Regions from separate parts of the Homo sapiens genome. Here region 2 is linked to region 1. A link is a loop called in an ENCODE intact Hi-C map of the cell type or tissue named here. Cell type or tissue: MCF 10A. All regions are shown on one strand.

Region 1 (8,000 bases):
TATGTTGCCCAGGCTGGTCTTGAATTCCTTGCCTTAAGTGATCCTCCTGCTTCAGGCTCCTGAAGTGCTGGGATTACAGGTGTGAGTGACCTTGTCATCCAGAGAAAGATTTCTTAAGATACAAAAGCGCTAATCGTAAAGGAAACAGCAAATAAATTACATTAAAAATGATAAACTAGGGCCAGGTGTGGTGGATCACTCCTGTAATCCCAGTACTTTGGGAGGCCGAAGCAAGCGGATCACGAGGTCAGGAGTTCGAGTCCTGCCTGGCCAACATGGTGAAACCCCGTCTCTACTAGAAATACAAAAATTAGCTGGCGTGGTGGTGGGCACCTGTAATCCCAGCTACTTGGGAGGCTGACGCAGGAGAATCACTTGAACCCAGGAGGCGGAGTGTTGGGAACAAGCTGAGTGTTGGGAGGGAAACTGAGGTAGGGCTTGCATGACTGACATAATGTCCTCTGGAATGTGTGTAGACTTGCTGGCTCCTTGCTTCTAGCCCTCCTAGGCTCCTATTCCCATTATCTCAAGTAGCAGAACACGTTCCTTATAAATGCTAAACTGTCACAGCTGTAGATCATGTGCCTGCCCTTTTGACCTCCACATTCTCACCACCTGTTTCTCTGTTGGATTACCAATAAACAGTGTGGGCTCCCAGAGATCGGGGCCTTCGCAGCCTCCATGATCGCGATGGCCACCTGGTCCCAGTTTTACTTCTCATACTGTCTTTTTCTCAATCCTTTGACTCTGCCAGACTTCATCACCCCTACAACCTGGTGTTGGGTCTGATCACCCCAACAGCAGAGGTTGCAGTGAGGCAAAATCACGCCACTGCACTCCAGCCTGGGCAACAGAGCAAGACTCCATCTCAAAAAAAAAAAAAAAATGATAAACTAGGCCAGGCGTGGTGGTTCACACCTATAATCCCAACACTTTGGGGGGCTGAGGCAGGAAGATCGTTTGAGCCCAGGAGTTCAAAACCAGCAGCAACCTGGTGAAACAACATCTCAAAAAAATTTTAAAAATTAGCTGGGCAGCCGGGAGTAGTGGCTCATGCCTGTAATCCCAGCACTTTGGGAGGCCGAGGCAGGCAGATCACTTGAGGCTAGGAGTTTGAGAACAACCTGGCCAACATAGCAAATTGTTAAGCTAGTTCTAAATGTATATGCAACCATACTAAAAATACAAGAAATTAGCCAGGCATGGTGGCGCATGTCTGTAATCCCAGCTACTCGGGAGGCTGAGGCAGGAGAATTGCTAGAACCCAGGAGGCAGAGGTTTCAGTGAGCTGAGATCACGCCACTGCACTCCAGACTGGGTGACAGAGCAAGACCTTGTCTAAAAAAAAAAAAAAAATTAGCTGGGCATAGTGGTGGGCACATGTAGTCCCAGCTACTCGAGAGTCTGAGGCAGGAGGATTGCTTGAGTCCAAGAAGTTGAGGCTGCAGTGAGCCATGTTCATGCACTGCACTCCAGCCTGGGTGACAGAGTTAAGACTCTGTCTCAAAAAACAACAAAAAAAGAAAAATTTTTGATTCATCAAAGATACCATTAAGAGTGAAAAGGTAAGTAAGGGTCAGGAAAGATATTTGCAAAGCATACAACTGACAATGAGTAGGTATCCAAATTATATAAAGAATTCCAGAAAATTTTTTAAAAGATAAGCACGTCAATTAAAAAATGAGGAAGAGGCCAGGCATGGTGGCTCACGCCTGTAATCCCAGCACTTTGGGAGGACGAGGCCGGCAGATCACCTGAGGTCAGGAGTTCGAGACCAGCCTGACCAACATGGAGAAACCCCATCTCTACTAAAAATACAAATTAGCTGGGCTCAGTGGCACATGCCTGTAATCCCAGCTACTTGGGAGGCTGAGGCAGGAGAATCGCTTGAACCCAGGAGGCAGAGGTTGCAGTGAGCCAAGATCACGCCATTGCACTCCAGTCTGGGCAACAAGAGCAAAACTCTGTCTCAAAAAAAAAAAGGAAGAAAGCTGAACAGGCACTACATCAAAGAGGATAAAGAGATGGCCAATAGGCATACAAAAAAGGTCCCAACCTCACTATCAGGCAGGAAAATGCAAATTAAAACTACAACTGAAGTACCAATATATACCCACCAGAATAGCTAAAACTGAAAACCAAAAACAGCATCAAGTGTTGGTAAAGATGTAGAGTGATGGGCACTCTCATACACTCCTAATGGAAATGTAAATTATAAAAACCACTTTGGAAATCAGTTTTGCATTATGTACTAAAAGTAAATATATCCTATCCAGTGACTCAATGATGCTACTCCTAGGTAATATAACCAACATAAGTATGTCACGCATGTGTGTATATGTACATGTTCATGATGGTACTTGAATGTTCACAGCAGCAGTATCTGTAATAGTCCCTTAACACAAATAACACAAACATCTGAAGAATGGATAAATTGGGATATATTTATGCAACAGAATACTACACCAGCAATTAAAATGAATAAATTATAGCCACAGGCAACAACATAAATGAATTTCAGAATTGCAATATTAAACAAAAGAGGGCAGACACAAAGAATACACTGTGTATGATTCTATTTATATAAAGTTTTAAAAGCAAAACTAATAGATGGTTATAAGTCAAGACAGTGGATATCTTAGGGAAAAGTGAAAAGGGTAGTGATTGAAAAGGGGCAGAAGGAGAGCTTCTGAGATGCTGAGAATGCTCTATTTGTTAAAGGTGGAGGTTATATGAGTATGCTTTGTGATGATTTACTTATTTCATATATGTATTATGCTTTTTTTTCTTTATTTCTTCTCATATGTATTATGCTTTGACAAAAAGGGAAATTTAAAAAAAAATCTCTTTGATGAACACTGTTTCAAATACATGCTTATCATTCTAACCTCATGACCTCTATTTTCATCCCCAGAAATCTGCCTTTGGTAGCAACTAGAGGTACTCAGTGTCATATTTAAAGAGAGAAGGGAAATATCAGAAGAAAAAAAATCTATTAGATGTTAAACAGGTGAGTATTTTCTTTGTGTAATGTACCTGTTTGCTTTTGTCATGAATTTATAGTCTTCTCTGAAGTGAAAAGTAATCTGTTAAACTCCCAATGTTAAAAAAGTAATACATCTTTCAAGTAAAATACTTTTGTTATTTAGTTTTGAGATATTATGCTTCTTGTCAATTTACTGTACTCCTTTTTAACTTATAACTGTATAAACAACTATACTATTTTCACAAAATGTAGTATTAACATAAAGAAAATGATTTGGCAAAATGCAACTATAAAAATATTTTTACCTGCAAGAAGTCAATCTGCATACACGTGCTAGGTAACTCTGGTGTCTCTGTCATAAAGTTTTCATACTCAGTGCTATCTGGAAACTGACTGCATCCTAGCTGTGAGCTGTGTCCTCTGACCATTACACCACTAGTAGCTGATCCTTTTACTTGATGTCCTTGAAACTCAACAGGCTACAGGTAAATTATTAAAAATAAGAACTGCATAACTATATGTTGACATATATATTCACAAAGTAAACACACAGAATACAATACATAATTCAGCTTTTTATTACAGGAACTATTGTAAATACCAGGAACTAATGCTGAAAACCGGGAAATTCTCCTATTATCCTAAAACATACGTTATGGGTAACAAATTCAAAGTGCATCGATTTAACTACATTTAAGTTCAACATTAAAAAGTATGATTTAGGCTGGGCATGGTGGCTCACATCTGTAATTCCTGCACTTTGGGAGGCCAAGGTGGGTGGATCACTTGAGGTCAGGAGTTCAAGATCAGCCTGACCAACATGGTGAAACCCCATCTCTACTAAAAATATAAAAAATTAGCCAGGCGTGGTGGTGCACGCCTGTAATCTCAGCTACTCGGGAGGCTGAGGCCGGAGAATTGCTTGAACCAAGGAGTTGGAGGTTGCAGTGAGCTGAGATCACGCCACTGCACTCCAGCCTGGGTGACATAGAGAGATTCCATCTCAAAAAAAAAAAAGTATGATTTATAGCCAATGAGGGGGAAACAAATGAATAAGTATAATTTTATTACAAGCATAAAGATGAGTATAATAATAATAGCTAATTAAACCAGAAATATTTAGTTGCTTCTCAATGCTTCCACTATATATTATACAACTATGCATTACATACAATACTATATATTATAGACTCACAACTTCATACTTCAATGAAGTTTTTCCTTATTTCTGTACTAATTGTACTGTAAGCCCCTTGTGAGCAGAGATGTTTTGCTTCATCTAGGTACCACACAGTACTTGGTATACAGGAAGCAATAAATAAACAGCCAGTAACAGAAAGGGAACAATGAGAAAGAATGCAAACAGCATTTCTCTTTACTTAGGGGTTTTGTAAAATATCAGGCTCAACTGCAGGATGGGTGGTGGACTCTCTGCCTCTCAGTAGAAAGATGTGATATCCTACTGCTCTGAGAGCAAAAGCCTAAGAGTGTGATTCCAATGTAGACATGTTCCTTAGACAGGCTCTTTCACTCAGTCTGTTTTCAGGCTTCAAATGGCTTTCTCTGCTGCCCCCTGGAGGGTTCTAGGATTTTTTACTCCATACAAAGTAAAGCTTACCCAAAATGTGGAAAAATAAGACTGTAACAGAGTCAAAGGAATGTAGGTAAAGGATTAATTCATTTTTAACTAACAAAATGACAGTAATATATAATTTGAATATACTCTTATTCAAAAATGAAGAACTGTAAATCACACATTTGAAAGAAAAATCTAATTTAAATGCCCCTTTAATAGGACTTTGGTGGAAAATATTCTTCTGAATTTAAAAATAAACATTGCAATAAAAATGAGTCTCAACTGTTAAAGATTCTGTATATTTCTGCTTCTGCTTTGTCTGATGGGTAATGTATACTCCCCACAAGGAAACAGGTACATTACCTCCCCCACTTTTTTTTTTTTGAGACAGAGTTTCGTTCTGTCACCCAGGCTGGAGTGCAGTGGCACAATGTTGGCTCGCTGCAACCTCCACCTCCCAGGTTCAAGTGATTCTCATGCCTCAGCCTCCAGAGTAGCTGGGACTACAGGTGTGTACCACCACACCCAGCTAGTTTTTGTATTTTTAGTAGAAACGGGGTTTTGCCATGTTGACCAGGCTGGTCTCGAACTCCTGGCCTCAAGTGATCCACCCGCCTTGGCCTCCCAAAGTACTGGGATTACAGGCATGAGTCACCATGCCTGGCCAAAATAGGTACCTTGCCTTCTATGCTGCCATGTAGATCTCTTCCAGAGGTGTGTTGGGTTTTAGGAGTAGAACTGCTATTTACAAAACCCATCCATTTTTATGCTGTTGTCTTTGTTAATTTTTGATATAGAATAGGTAGCACTACTTAGATGTTGGTTACGTATACTTCTATATACTCAGAAGTATAAGTGGCAGAATAGACTATAATAAGTTAAAGGGTATAAAGATACTCATTTTGTTCCCCACAGAGTATTCATTAATTTTACTCTACATGGCTTTGTGTCCAACCCCTAGAGTATCCTATGTACGGAAGGATAATGTAAACACTGTTATTATTAGCTCATTAGTAGTATAGAGAAAGTTTAAGACCAAAAAGGGGGGCAGGAGTCATTAAATAGTTTTTCTTGTTCTTAAAACCAGACTTATTTATTATGCTACTAACCTTCTGCCTGTGAAAACTCTGATACTTGTTTTTTTGTTTTTTTGTTTTAAACAGAAAAGAAAATGTAGTTGGTTAAATAAATCGATGTTCTTCACAAATTTTACCTTAGGGTCACAGGTTTTTCTCTCTATTTGTTTAGGAATAACAGCTTGAAAAGCAGTCTCTTCTTTACTTCCCGAGGAAGAGAACTAGGATAAAATATGAATAAGTTATCTAGTTAGCTAGAATAGTTTCACAGGTGATTCATGATTTTGATGGAAAAATAATTGCAAAACTTAAGTTTGCCCTGTGAAAACACACTTGCCATCTCTATCTTGCTTCTGTCTACACACACATACAAGCTAGCTCTCCCTGGCAAAGGGGTACTTTAGCAGGTAAGTCACTATGCTAATTAATTTGAAAACTTAGCACATTAGAAAATTCTGATTCTAAATTTTTAATTAAATCTTTGAACACTAGAAAAAAATGCCAGGTATAACTGGGTGCAGTGGCTTACGCCTGTAATCCCAGCACTTTGGGAGGACGAGGCAGGCAGATCACCTCAGGTCAGGAGTTCGAGACCAGCCTGACCACCATGGAGGAACCCCATCTCTACTAAAAATACAAAATTAGCCTGGCGTGGTGGCACATGCCTGTAATCCCAGCTACTCAGGAGGCTGAGGCAGAATTGCTTGAACCCTGGAGGCAGAGATTGTGGTGAGCTGAGATCACGCCATTGCACTCCAGCCTGGCCAACAAAGCAAAACTCCGTCTCAAAAAAAAAAAAAATAGAAAAAGAAAAAAATGCCAGGTACATAATAAATCACCTGTCAAACCTAATACTATGTTAATGCAGATCATCTATTTTAAAATTAGTAAGAAATGAAAGGAAGAAAAATTGAAAAAGTGTAATTGACTATTTGAAGAATGAATCATCTCCTAGCAATCACAAAACACGATACTGACAACAGCAACAAGTCATTTTTAGTTCATCAAGTAATATACAAAATAACCATAATTTTTCATATGACTTGGATAGACACAGAAAATGAATTCAACTACAAAAGTAATTGTTTAAATGTTTAACAAATATGAAGAAAAAACACTTCCCCAACAGACCAGAGATAAAGTAGTATATTTCTTCAAATAATGGTCACTTTCCTTTAATAACACTTATATATAAGCACAACTGCCAACCAAGTAGCTCTTAAAAATATTCAACCTATATTTTAGAATTAGAATTTTTTCTTTTTTTTTTAAGAGACAGGGTCTTGCTCTGTCACCCAGGCTGGAGTGCAGTGGCGCAATCGTTGTTCACTGAAGCCTTGACCTCTGGGATCAAGTAATCCTCCTGCTTCAACCTCTTGAGTAACTGGGACTACAAGCATGTGCCACCATGCCACCTAATTATTTTTATTTAAAAAAATTTTTTTTAGAGTTGGAGTCTCACTGTATTGCCCACACTGATCTCAAACTCCTGGCCTCAAATGATACCCCTGTCTTGGCTTCCCAAAGTGTTGGGATTACCCGTGTGAGCCACTGTGCCAAGCCAGAATTACAATTTTCTAATATACAGTTTTCAAAATTAATTCGCATACTACCTTCTCGCAAGAATAGCTCTTTTGCAATATGTAGTTAATTATACTTTTAAAAATGAGGCAGAAGTGGCATTAAGGGTATCTTCAAAGAACACACTGTTTTGAAAGTTCCTTCTACCACCAACATACATAAAGAGGTTGTTTCAGAGAGTTGTAGTAAGAAGAGCCATTATAGGCCAGGCACATGCCTATCTATAATCCCAGCACTTTGGGAGGTGGAGGTGGGAGGATTGCTTGAGGCCAGGAGTTCAAGACCAGCCTGAACAATGTAGTCAGACTCCATCTCTACAAAATAAAAAAATAAAAAATAATTATCCAGCCATCGTACTGTGCACCTGTGGTCCCAGCTACTTTGGAGGCTGAAGCAGGAGGATGGCTTGAGCACTGGAGGTCAAGGCTGCAGTGAGCTGTGACTGTGCCACTGCACTCTAGTCTGGGTGACAGAGTAAGAACCCGTCTGAAAAAAGAAAAAAAAAAGAGCCATTACAAAAATACAAATGTACTCCTATCTTAAAGCTAAAAACAGATTTAAATAATTTTTATTGCAATAGATTATTAAGACCTTTTCATTACTGTGAGATGACAGCATATTTTTATTGTCTTGTTAATAAGAGGGGGATCATACTATGTCATATTATGTGGTCCAGGCTGGACTCTATCTCAACTCAAACGATCCTCCTGCCTCAGCCTCCTGAGTAACTGAGATTATAGGCACGGGCCACTGCTCCCGGCTTCAACAGACTTTTAAAAAA
Region 2 (8,000 bases), 260 kb before region 1:
AAAGTAGGCATGGCTGCCATGCTCATTCAGAGTTGTAGCCTCTGATTTCCCAAGACAGTGTTAATAGGGGGCGTGCTTCTCGTGTTTTTATAGACAGTGCTCATTTACCCATACTAATGGCTTTGAAGTATATGGTATGATTATTTTTGCACCACATTTAACTTTTTGTTTGTATTTTGCTTAAGATAATATTAAAGTTCAGCTGTGATTTCTAAGTACATACTAACAGGACAATGAGGCACAGTAACCTAGAAGCATTACATGATGTGGATGTGGGTGGAATGGGGCCCTGATTAAAAATACAATGTGTTGTTGGCAACACAGTAAGCAGATACTCCAAATATGCATAATCTGGACTTAATTACAGAATTGGATAAAGCAGTAGCTTCATTTTGCAGAGTAGTGGTCATATTAGGGAGGCCGAAGCCCAATTTTGTTGGTTATCTAAACCAGGGAAGAGGAGATTTCAAATAATTTCAGAACGGTCTCTTGCTGCCTCTCAAAATTCATCAAGACCATTCCTTTTTGTTGGGGTCCTCAAAAGAGAATTTTTAAATTTTTTATTATTAAAAATTTCGAATATGTTGTTACAAAAGTAGAGGGAGCAATGTAAAAACTTCATGTACTCTTATGTAGCTTCAACATTTAATAGTCCATAGCCAACCTTGACTAATTTACATCTTTAATTTCTCCCCAGCTCCATGCCTCAAATTCTTTTGAAACAAATCTCAGACTCCATATAATTTCATTTCTAAGTATTTCAGAATGTATCCCTAAACGATATGAACTCTTGGAGTTTCACTCTTGTTGCCCAGGCTGGAGTGCAATGGTGCAATCTCGGCTCACTGCAACCTTTGTCTCCCGGGTTCAAGCAATTCTCCTGTCTCAGCCTCCTGAGTACCTGGGATTACAGGCGTGCGCTGCCATGCCAGGCTAATTTTGTATTTTTAGTAGAGATGGGGTTTCTCCATGTTGATCAGGCTGGTCTCGAACTCCCAACCTCAGGTGATCTGCCCACCTGGGCTTCCCAAAGTGCTGGGATTACAGGTGTGAGCCACCACGTCCAGCTGATATGAACTCTTTTTAAATATAACCACACTACTTTTATCCCACCTTAAAAATTAACACTAATTCTTTAATATCATTTATTATATCATATATTATCAGTCAGAAATCATGGGACTTTGAGTTTTAAGAAAGGAAATTCATTATTTGAGTCTCATATTACAAATTAGTTGTTTTGCTTCCATAACACAACAGTTTCATGAGGACTCTTAACGACATTCATTGTGGATTTATATGGTTGACACGTTTTGTGATATGTGGTAGTAACTTTTAGAATGAGAATGTGTCACCTTGTTGAAAAATAAAAATCACACCATCATTATGTTCCTACTCCATCTTCATTGATTCATTTGGATAAGTGTTTTCCAAACTTATTGGTGTCAATGAAATTGTATGTGGATGGCCATCATATAAAACAGATGGAAATGAAATTGCTCTGGGTCCATGATGCCAACCAGTCATTTGGCCTACTCTTTCCCCATGTGGGGCATTGCAGGTTTTGGTATGTGAAATGCTTTCTTAAGTATATACTATTTTCCCATTATGATTTCAGGGTAAGACAAATTGCTGTGTGAAACAGTTTTAAGAATAGAAGATTACACACATAGCCAACATCGAAAAACAAACAACAGTACAGTATTTACTTTTTAAGCTTCCTACCAGCAAAAATAATCTTTCACTTAAAGTAATTAAAATGTTTATTGTAATGGGAAGAGTCCACTGTGCTCATAAATAACGACCCCACTTCTCAGTTGACTACACTGGGGCCTCCTGGGAGGAGATGTATTTGCTTCCTGTCAGGATTAATCTATAAATGCAATCACCACTTAGACCTCATCAGTTCTTTTCTTCCCCTTCATTGGTCCTCTGGACTTATATTGTAGCTCGAATAAGGTCAAATTAGGATACTTTTTCCCCAGGAAAAATATAGCAGTAGCTGTTTCAGTGTTTTAAAATTTGAGAATCAAGCCTAAGAGTCGTGTCTTTAAATAAACTACATATACTTTTCTGTCATAGAATCAACATTCTGTTAAACTAATGATTTCTGCTTGTCAGTATGATGATCAGTTTCTTCCCCACAAAAAGCAGGACACAGAGTGGTCTCACATAAAACCACAGTGGCCTTAAAAGCTTATGTCTAACTTCTGGCACGTAATCTTAATGAGTTGCTATTTGAACTTTGACAAATCACTGAACTTTTGACTTAATCTTCAAATGGGAACCATATTCCTTGCTACCTTCCTCACTGTAATCTTATAAAAGTCATATCATCAACCCGATTCAATTTTCTTTGTCAAGATCTAATAATAAATACCTTTTCTTCTAAGTAGTATAATAGTAGGAAGGATGGAATGAATTCTCCAACTTTCCTAAATTTAAGTAAACTCATCCTGTGGGTCAGAATGTTGCTTTGGAATTTTTTACAAGTTGAATTATATAATTATGTTTACTTCTCGAATGAAGTTGTTTCTGTGGGTTGAAAATATCTCTTCTGTTTCTCTGGTAACCTTCCAAATACCAAATATGTATACAACAGATATTCAGTAAATGCTTAAATACCATTGAGAAGTTTACAGATACAGTGCATCTTATTTGATGCATTAAACTTCTAAGTTAGCTATGAAAGCCAAGCTTTAAGGAAAGAGCAGGAAGCAAGCAATTATTTTTTGCCAGTAATAGACTGTGTAAAAGCTAATATGTTTCACTTGCCTATTTCGATTTACTTATTTTTTAAAAATTTCCTGTATCACACTGTTAGCTCTATACTGGCAAATATTCCTTCATTAGCTAAAAGCAAAGAATAGAATTAACACTAAGTCTCAGATCGCCATCCTCCTTATTAGAGAAAGGAGAAAATGAGAGTTCTTCCGCTTGAAGAGGTACCAAAGAAAGTAAGCAGAGTGGTTCAAAAACAATAATCATCCCCTAAGCCAGGTGATTGGCGTTCTGAGCACATTTGCTCTGCAACTTAGCCGCATTTCACTCAGTCACATAACTCTTACAGAAAGTGTAGAATCCTGAAAGTCTAAAACTGTGCTCATTTTCCAAATCAGCCTGGTGAAATCTAGTTCTTGATTCTCAAATTCAGAATTTCAGTTTTAAGTTTAAGGGCATTAAAACTGCAAGTTATAGAGTGAATAGAAGAAGGCCTGGTTTTCTAAACAAGTCTGTTGGTCTCTGAAGGCTAGCTACACCAAGGCCTCTGTGCTTTGCACAAGCCATGAGGTGCTTAGGCGCGGTGTCGAGAGGTAAGTCAACAAAAAATGAAATGTGCTATCTTTTCTTTGCAGACACATTTTGAGTTTGTTCTCCTTAAGATCAGGCAGGACTAGTAGAATCCTACTGTCGACTGCTTGTCTTACAGAGTCCCTTGCTGCTGGCCTGTACTTAGTTGTCACTCTGTGAATAGCTTGGCATGTGGGTGTTTGCTGTCTTTGCGCCTGCAAAGTGTGCGGACATCCAGGCGGTTCTCCGTTACCATCTCCCTGCCACTTGAGGACATGCAAGTCCTATTTGTTTCCAAGCCAGTAGGAGGCTCCCTGCCAAGACCCATCGGCTGCTGGTGACATGAACACGCTGTGTGAATCACACAGCCACATGGTGGACTTTCATTATGTCAGCCCAGGAGTGTGGTCTGCCAATCCCCAGGCCAGAGGCCCACCCCTAGGCGCCTTTGACATTTTAAGTATAAAATAAATAAAGAGCTTTGTGTGTGTCTCGGAGCAAAGGAGAAGATGAGGGGCTGTGGGTGTTTCTGTCTGATCTGTAATCCGATGGAGGCTCTTCTTTCCTGTCAGCCACTTCAGGGCGCACTTCTCTGACACCTCAGACAGAGGCAGGCTGAGTGCCTGGAGGCAAACAGCTGATTAAACCAAGTTGGCTGGATGCAGTTTTTGTTTTTTTTTTGTCTTGTTTTAAGCAAATGAAATTCACATCTTTTTCCCTGAAAAAGTCTAATAAGTGGTCATAACATTTCAATTATTGAACAGAATTTCTATTCATTAATTGAATATGGATCCAGATAATTATCTAGGAGATAATCCCAGTGGCAAAAACTGCAATTACTTTTGCATCAACTTATTATTACGTGACTTTATACTGGAAAAATATCAGGAACCTGAAGACTTTGCATAGTCAAGCAATTTTATTTCTCAAAAACCTAAATGGTAATGAAGCCAACAAGGAAACCAAATCCAGAGTAAACTAGGAGAGATTGGATAACCTCTTAAAAAATAAAATTTAATTTCTTGAAAACTTTATTGATAGCAATAATTGATACCTATGAAGCACTCACTATGTGCTAGGCAATTTTTTTTGTGTTTTACATATGTTAATTCAGTTGATGCTTATAAAACTGTGAGATTGATCCTATTATTACCGCCCCAACCCCTGCCCCCCCCCGCTTTATTTTTGAGACAGAGTTTTGTCCTGTCACCCAGGCTAGAGTGCAGTGGTGCAATCTTGGCTCACTGCAACTTCCGTCTCCCAGGTTCAAGCGATTCTCCTGCCTCAGTCTCCCGAGTAGCTGGGACTACAGGCGTGTACCACCACGCCTGGCTAATAGTTTGTATTTTTAGTAGAGACAGGTTTCACCGTGTTAGCCAGGATGGTCTTGATTTCCTGACCTTGTGATCCACCTGCCTCGGCCTCCCAAAGTGCTGGGATTACAGGCACGAGCCACCACGCCCGGCCTACATTTTAATTTTTTAAAAAAACTCTTAAGCTTTTTTTGTGAGCAGAAATTCTCAAGTATCTAAGCATGGTATTTTAGGCTCCAGAAGAAATTCACTATTACAGTGTCCTAGTAGCCCAGACCTATGAGAAAACTGAGACATGATTTGCCTAAAGCTACTCAGCTAGTAAGTAGCAGAAATTTAAATCTAGGAAGCCTCACTGCAAAGTGCATGTGCTTAACTTGGCTGTTTATTGATAATCAAGACAGTGAAACCACAATTCTTCATTTCAACATCTTCATTTTTCTGCTCCTGTTATTTCAGAGCCCCCACATCCCATTACTCCAAGACAGATTGCTCCTTTGTGGGCTATCTCTAACTTCAAAGCTACATAGTTCTATGCAAAATAAATTAACTTTCCTGGCTGTGAAAATTATAAATACAGATTTTAAAATACTCTGTTGCAAAACGATCCTTAATCCGCACATTTCCTGGCCTCATCAAAATAATGCAATGCTTCACAGCCCTGACAATTTTATATTACAATATGCTTCATGCTGTTTTCATGTACGTATCACACCAACATCGGGACCCTCCCTCCTCCTACTCCATCCCTGGAGAGATGCAGCAGTTTTGACATTCTGACTCCGTTGGTATAAACAGCGCATTTCCGTTGCCTCACCCACTGTAGCACAGACTAAATGGTCAAGACTACTCCATTTCTTCTTCTGAAGATAAACTATTTCTCTTCCACCAAAATTACTCTTGCTGAGTTTTTCTCCAGACCTCTGGTACCATTTAGTGGAAAGCAAAGTGATCATGCGTTTTCAGGACAAGTCAGGACTCTGCACTCTTATCCTGATCTTCTCTGTCATAGCTTTTGGAAGTCATTCAGCTTACTCCTGCCTCTTCACCTCCATGGCTCAAATTCTTTACCTAGAATATAGGTGGACACTATCTGCCTCTCAGAGAATACATCTCAAGTTGAAGGCTCTTTAAAGTTTATGAAATATTTTCCCCTACTTTATGACTGCCTCCTAGTATCATGATAGTTCTGGATTTGGGGACATATGGGGTGAGTCTATGTGAGCGTTCTCTCATTTGGGGTGCAGAAATGCCAAGAAAACTTTCCTGGAAGTACCATTTTGAAGTCATCAGTGCAGGAGCCTGGAGCCAGGACCAGATGGCAGGCTTGACTCACCTTGACCTGAGATGTCGCTCTTCCAGCTATGTGGGCCAGGCTAATAGTTCGTCAGATGTCACCATGGCTGATGGAGTGGGTAACTGTAGCTGGAGAGTATGAGCGGCAGCCTCTGCAGTGATGGCCTTTTCTTTTTCCTATTTTTTCTTCTTCAGGCCGGGAGGTAACCCATTCATGACCCGGAACACTCTCATTGCACTTCCTTGAGAAGTCAAGTTTGGTAAACACGTGCAGCTGCAGTGAACTGGACAGAGGAGGGTGGGACACAAAGGCAAGAGAGATAGAGGGAAGGGACAGCTTTGGCATCTAATTTCCCATTTTAATAAGGTGTTGTCCTCAGACTGTAAGTGTTGATATGAAAGTGACATAGCAAAGACCTTCATTTTCACTTACAGAATTTCCTAAAATATACTTTGCTTTAAAAAAAAAATCAGACACTTCTTTTTTTTCATTTTTTTTTTATAGAGTCTTGCTCTGTCACCCAGGCTGGAGTGCAGTGGCACGATCTCGGCTCACTGCAGCCTCTGCCTCCCGGGTCCAAGCAATTCTAATGCTTCAGCCTCCCGAGTAACTGAGATTACAAGCACGCGCCACCATGCCCAGCTAATTTTTGTGTTTTTAGTAGAGATGGGGATTTGCCATGTTGGCCAGGCTGGTCTCGAACTTCTGACCTCAGGTGATCTGCCCGCCTCAACCTCCCAAACTGTTGGGATTACAGATGTGAGCCGCTGTGCCCAGTCTTTTATTTCATTTTCTATGTAAATAGAATGAAAAGATAAGTTGAATTTCCTGGCAATCTAGTGTTTCTCAAACTAATAGTTCAAACTGCTTATATATAATCAATTATCTCAATAGACTATGTTTACCATGGATCCCCAACATAAAATGAGGATCTCCTCCTCACAGTCTTTGTTCATGTCATTCTCCAACTAGAATTCTTTTACTCACTTGTCCATCCAGCAATTCCAAATCCTATTCCCTCTAGAATTACCTGTGCAAGTGCCTCTCCCTGCTCTGAAAGGATGTATCTTTTACCACCTCTCAATGGAGTCCCTGGTTCCAACCCTAAAAGCAGTAAATGATATTCATTACCAACCCAATACTTCCAGGCTTGGGTTTTCATTTTATTCTTTTTAATATTTTCATCAAATGCGGAACAACTATCGAGAATTTATAAAATAGATGTGATATACATGGAACATGATGAATACCCAAAGACCAAGCCATAGATTTAAATAGAAAAACATACCACTTGCTTTGAAGTCTCCTCCATGTGCTTCCTTTACATCTTCTTCCTGCTCCCCTCAAAAAATCCACAATTCTGAGTTTTAGTTAATCATTACTTTTCTTTGTAATTTTACTATATACAGTCATCCTTTGGTATCCATGGGAGATTGGTTCCAGGATCTCCAGGATACCAAAATTCTTGGATGCTCAAGTCTCTGATATTATAGAAAATGGCATAATATTTGTATATAACCTACACATATTCTTACCCATAACTTTAAATAATCTCTAGGTTACTTGTAATACCTAATACAATGTAAATGCTATGTAAATAGTTGTTATATTGAATTGGTTTTTTAGTTGTATTATTTTTGTTTTTCTAAATATTTTGATCCACAGGTGGTTGAATTCATAAATGTGAAATGCACAGATACAAAAGGCCAACTGTATATTTGTATCCTGTAACAATATATTGTTTGGTTATAATGTTTGTAAATTTTACCCATGGATTCCTCTGTGACTGCTTTTTATATTTCTAAGATTTACCCATGTTGTTATATGTAACCATAAGTTATTCATTTGTTTATTTTTTCCCAATGTATGAATGTACTTCAATTTCCTTCCTTCCTTCCTTTCTTTCTCTTTCTTTCTTCCTTTCTTTCTCTCTCTTTCTGTCTTCTCTCTTTTTCTTCTTCCTTTCCTTTCCTTTCCTTTTTTTTTTTTTTTTTGAGATAGGGTCTCATTCTGTCACCCAGGCTGAACTGGACTGCAGTGGTGCAATCTCAGCTCATTGCAACCTCTGCCTCCCAGGCTCAAGACATCCTCCTACCTCA

What was found. A loop is a pair of places that touch in the nucleus more often than their neighbours do. Peaks named below come from ENCODE experiments on the same cell type or tissue, not always from the same donor. Only the 100,000 strongest peaks of a DNase experiment are listed, where the experiment ranks them.
Region 2: a loop joins it to region 1, with 19 times the contacts of the local background. A loop is called at or near these places in 7 of 110 quality-filtered maps.

Annotation. Positions count from the first base shown.
Region 1 is chr4:112,600,233-112,608,232 of GRCh38, forward strand. It overlaps ZGRF1 (zinc finger GRF-type containing 1), which reads right to left. Exons shown (of 28, transcript NM_018392.5): 9 at 5,776-5,859; 10 at 3,292-3,465. Among named protein-coding and RNA genes, the nearest start is that of ZGRF1, 33 kb to the right of the region's middle. In MCF 10A, a CTCF peak has its summit at 4,549 (motif pointing left); a DNase peak (open chromatin) is centred at 4,539.
Region 2 is chr4:112,345,094-112,353,093 of GRCh38, forward strand. All of the region lies in intron 2 of ALPK1 (alpha kinase 1), which reads left to right. Among named protein-coding and RNA genes, the nearest start is that of ALPK1, 52 kb to the left of the region's middle. In MCF 10A, no CTCF peak of the experiment used is centred here; a DNase peak (open chromatin) is centred at 3,628.